Regions from separate parts of the Homo sapiens genome. Here region 2 is linked to region 1. Evidence: read pairs that join two places in POLR2A ChIA-PET (ENCODE). Cell type or tissue: GM12878. All regions are shown on one strand. Region 1 overlaps ELP2 (elongator acetyltransferase complex subunit 2). Region 2 overlaps MAPRE2 (microtubule associated protein RP/EB family member 2).

Evidence for each region. Peaks named below come from ENCODE experiments on the same cell type or tissue, not always from the same donor. Only the 100,000 strongest peaks of a DNase experiment are listed, where the experiment ranks them.
Region 2: POLR2A ChIA-PET joins it to region 1 with 7 read pairs; 2 of 35 experiments call an interaction of 5 or more read pairs at or near these places.

The regions. Positions count from the first base shown.
Region 1 is chr18:36,133,984-36,136,483 of GRCh38, forward strand. ELP2 (elongator acetyltransferase complex subunit 2) reads left to right here. Exons shown (of 22, transcript NM_018255.4): 3 at 2,324-2,394. Among named protein-coding and RNA genes, the nearest start is that of ELP2, 5.3 kb to the left of the region's middle. In GM12878, no CTCF peak of the experiment used is centred here; no DNase peak of the experiment used is centred here.
Region 2 is chr18:35,049,497-35,051,996 of GRCh38, forward strand. All of the region lies in intron 1 of MAPRE2 (microtubule associated protein RP/EB family member 2), which reads left to right. Among named protein-coding and RNA genes, the nearest start is that of MAPRE2, 9.3 kb to the left of the region's middle. RefSeq lists an enhancer at 880-1,380. In GM12878, no CTCF peak of the experiment used is centred here; no DNase peak of the experiment used is centred here; H3K4me3 peaks cover 1,318 bases; H3K27ac peaks cover 2,080 bases.

The DNA of each region.
Region 1 (2,500 bases):
ACTGCGAGCTCCGCCTCCCGGGTTCACACCATTCTCCTGCCTTGCTCTGTAGCCCAGGCTTGTCTCGTACTCCTAACCTCAAGCAGTCTTCCCTCTTTAGCCTCCCAAAGTGCTGGGATTACAGGATTAGCTACTGTACCCGGCCAGCTATTGCTTTTTTAGGCAAGACATTGCATCTCTATTGACCCTAGTTTGCACCTTAATAACATGTGAGAAGTAAGAGATTGGACTAGATCAAGGGTGTCTTAGAGGTTTGTAAGACCTATGAGATCAAATTATTTTCATAATGATATCAAGAAGTTATTCACAGTATTCATTCTCATTGTCATGAATGTACAGTGTTTTCCAGCAGCCACATGATGTATGATACTGCAGCAGATTAAATACAGAAGCAGATATGAAAATCCAGCTATATTCTAATAAAATCATATGTTAAAGAGATTTGTAGGAATGTAAAATAGTTCCTCTCTTTCATTAAGTTTTTGTTTTGGAAACCATTGGGGTTTTTCCCCATCAAAATGTTATATATGTTCACACATCATAGAACCCATTGTTATTTTTAAGTAAATGGTTAAACACATATTTTTCATATTTCTCAGTTTTAATTTCTAATGTGGTTAATATTGGTACATATGGTTCATATAATCAAAAGCTTTTTGGGGTCCTCAAAAATTGTAAGACTGTAAAGGAATTCTAAGACCAAAAGTTATGAAAATTTCTGGACAAGATTATCTCCAGGTCTCTTCATCTCTAAGATTCTGACTCCAGAATTTTCAGTTAAAATATTAGTTGCCTTTAGATGGTGCTCCCAAAATCCTATGATATTTCTTTAGTTATCTTAAATATATCTACTGTAGTTTTGATATGGGTTCTGAATTAGTTTTATTTTTCATTACACACTCATTTGAGGGCATTTTGAGCCAGGCACAAATGCAAAATTTTCTGAATTATTAAGACTTTGCTATGATTTTATAAATGATGTTTAAAAAAGTTTTAATAAGCTACTTATTTGCTTCTGTAGGATTAGTCACATGTTAGGTCAATAAAAATCATTAAATGGTACAAGGGATGCCTGTTAGTATGGATAATAAAACATAATTGCAATTATATTAATTGCCACCAGATAACATCAAAGACTGACTTTCAGTATAGGAGTTTGTTATAAAATGTTAATTTAGGCTTGTATGTTTTATCTTCCGTTTAAAAGTGAGGTTACATAAAATGGATTGCTTGTGTATTACTGTAATCTATAACTATTATGATTGATTTCCTTTCATTGAACTGCCAGATAATGCAGATAGCCTTTCCAACCCTTTATCGGTGATATATAAAATTTTAATATCATTTTGTATTTTTAATATGTCTGAATTTTAACATTACTTTTATGTATAGACATTCTTAAAATCATATAGTTAGTTAAGTGGCTCAATTGCTGTGACACATGAAGTTGAAGCCCATGATCACAGTTGGCTGGCAGCAGAGTTAGGACATGAACCTGGGCCTTCTGAGTTCAAATCTAATGCTCTTTAGTCCAGCTGCTTCCCTGAAACAAATAAAAAGAAAATCCAAACCCAAATTAGGTTATTTGCCCCTTTTTTGGTACTACTTTTTCTTTTGTTATCACTGAGAAGTTGCAAGTATTTAAAAGATCTATTTTGAAGTGTGTCTCTAATTTCAACAATAAGTCATATTCTTGGTAGTAGCACCTGACTACAATGTTTCATATAATGTTCCTGCCAAGAGTGTTTAGCCTGCATCTAATCATGAGGAAACAATCAAACAGATTGAGGGACATTCTGCAGAACAAGTGCTGGGTACTGTCATTGTCACAAAAATGAGGGGGACTAGGAAACTATTCTACATTAAAGGAGACTAAAAAGATTTGATATCCAAATGTTGAGTGTATTTCCTTAGATTCTGAATCCCAAACAAAAAAAGTTTTAAAAGGCATTACTGAGAGAATTGGGACATTTTAATATGGACTGTATATTATATAATAATACTTATCAATGTTAGAATTTTTGAATGTGATAATTGTATTGAGGTAATATAGGAGAACGTTTTTGTCCTTAGGAGATATATGGTCTTTGAGGATCAGAGATCACAGTGTCTGCCACTTATTTTTAAGTAGTTTGCCTCCTAAAAGGTGTGTGTGTATGTATATAGAGGAAGAGTGAGATATTAAGCAAATATGGCAAAATGTTACCAGTTTGTGAATCTAGGTAGAGGGTACAGGGGTATTGTTTTTTGGTGTAGCTTGGAAATTTTTAAAAATTGCAGAAAAAATGAATAAAGATATTTACTGAGATATAATTTTTTTCAGCCCCTTCTACTGAATTAGTTTCTGGAGGATCTGATAATCAAGTGATTCACTGGGAAATAGAGGATAATCAGGTGAGTGGACATGTTTATAATCAAGAAATGACTTTTTTTGTTCATTTGTTTTTTAAGAGGTAGAGTTTCACTCTGTCACCCAGGCTGACGTGCAGTGGTGCGATCG
Region 2 (2,500 bases), 1.1 Mb before region 1:
TCCTCCATGCTGGGCCCTTGGAATACAAAGATAAATATTGCACAGCCCTCCCTTGATAAGAACCTCCAGGGGCCTGGACAGTGGGCGAGAGTACGTGGTGGGAGGGATGTGAGATGGAGAGGTTCCCACACCTGACCCCAGAGTATACACAGGGTGTGTGTTTTGTTTTTTGCTGAGGTGTGGCTGTCATTGGTTCAGAAGTCTTCCTGATACTTGTCTGAATAAAAGTAATTTTGTGATTATTGTGTTGATACTTGGGAAGGGCAAAATTATCACTCCTATAATTTTCAAAAGCTTTCAGAAATGTAGCGTGTAAGTAAAAATGTGTGTGTACCCTACTATGACCTCTATATTTGTCTTACGAACATAGCCTTGAGGCACAAGCTTGGGCATTGTTGAGTGATTTTTGTGGCAGGAAGTTCATTTCTGCTTTTCAAAAAGTCGAGGAAAAGTAAAAGGCTTATTTATCTGTTTTGCTCTTCCAATTTTTATATTTGTATTGGTCATCACTAGGTTAAAAATATTTCAGTATGCTATTACATAAAAAGTGAAAATGAGATCATATATTCATACTTTATTCATAGAGAAACTGAAAGGATATAAACTAATAATGGTAAGAACTGGGAAGATTAATCACTGTGTACCTTTTTATGTTTTTTTTTTCTAAACTGAAACTAAATGCATTACCTCATCAATCAGTGATGTTTCAATTAGCCCTTTAATAGCATAGGTTTTTAAAATTAAATAAGTTTCAGTTTGAACTTAATGAGGTTTACATGTTGAAATATGTTAGGAAACATCTGATAGATACTCATGAACTTACCAAAGTCACATGGATGACAGTAAAGATTTGCCTAATGCAAGTACCATTCTTACATTAAACATCAGTAGTCACAAATGAAATGTGCTCCTATAGCATCTGCCTCATTTAGCCCTTTGAGGTTTCACACATAGCAATCCATAGTGGAGATTTTGTTTCATTTTCTCCAGAGTACATTGAAGCTGCCTGTGTGTTTTGTGATGCGTCCAGCCTGTTTAGTATGCTCTGTGAATCTTACACTAACTGCAAAATAATACTCTGTGAGGATTATTTTAAAATATCCTCTTTGCATTTTTGTTTTCTTCTCATTTATCAAGCTCCTGCCATTTATCAAGTACAGCAAAGGGCCCTAAAACTGAGATTGCAGGTAATTGCCAATTTTTTGGCCACTCTGAGTGCAGTCCTCTGTCCTCCTCCAACTCAGCCTAACCTCCCACCTTAGGGAACTTAATTGGGCAATATCTGGCCTTCATGTGACCCCTGTGTGTGATGACGGCCAGGAAACAAGCCATCTGCATTCACCATGCATTTCTGTTTCAGCCCTCTCACCCAGGAGTCTGGGTGAAAACTGAGAGAACCCCCAGGGAGACTGACCAATTAAGAAAAAAACAAGAACAAAGCTTTGAATATATTATCCTCAGTATAGGGACCTGCTCACTGTCAGCAACTCTGAAATAAAAAAGCTTGTGGAACTTACGAGCTGAATGTCTGCTAGAAAAGGAGGAAGCAGAAGACAGGATCATTGGGAGATGGAGTGTAATGGGAAGTGAGTGCAGCATGGAGGACAGTGAGGGTTTCTTGGGGTGAACATGCCAGCCTCTAGAGAGAGTTTAGTTCTCTGCCTCCCTACCCCCACCCCATCTCTCTCCCTGTCTTTTCAAGGGCAGAGTAAACCTTCCCTTCGACACTTGTTCTCCAAGGACAGAAGAAAATGAAGAGCTCTGTGTTAGCCTAGGCAGGGGTCTGGCAGGAGAAGGGAAACAGGACCAACAAGTCTCTCCCAAGTCCCTTAATGGGGCCTGGAATACACAGTAAATTGTTAAGTTTGAGTTTGGGAAGCCAATTTGGGAAGCCAAATTGATAAGTTTGGGTTTGGGAAGCCAATTTCTTTCCCCCTGAAATTTTTGACAGGCAGATAGCATTGTCATAACAATGACTTTAAGATGTCAGCATGTACCTATTTCCAGCCTGTATGATAAGTGTGTCACTGCTACCTCTACTCCAGTTCAAAATTTGGTCTGTACCGAAAAGGGAACCTGGATTGTCCCCTACCTCCTTTCCTAACCTCCAGGAGGACCAGTTGGGGTCCTCAAAGTGCACAGCCAGGAAGTTGCTTGAAGAGGCAGTGAGGTATAGTGGGCAAAGCTTGGCTCTGGTGTGAGACTTTTACTTTCTGTCCCAGCTCCATCCCTTTCTAGGGCAACATTTTTTTAGCCTCTCTAAGCCTCATTTTCTTACCGTGCATATGGAAATAATAGTAGCATCAACTTCCCAGGGTTCTTATGCAGATTAAATGTGTTACAGAACATAAGGTGTGCCAAACGGTGCCTGGTGCAAAGTAAATGCCTCAAAGAATGTTAGCTAGTATTATTGCTTGCAGCTTAAATCTACTCTTTTACCCTGTATTGATAAAAATCTATAATCTTTTTGTTCTAAGTACCCTGTACAATACTTTGCACA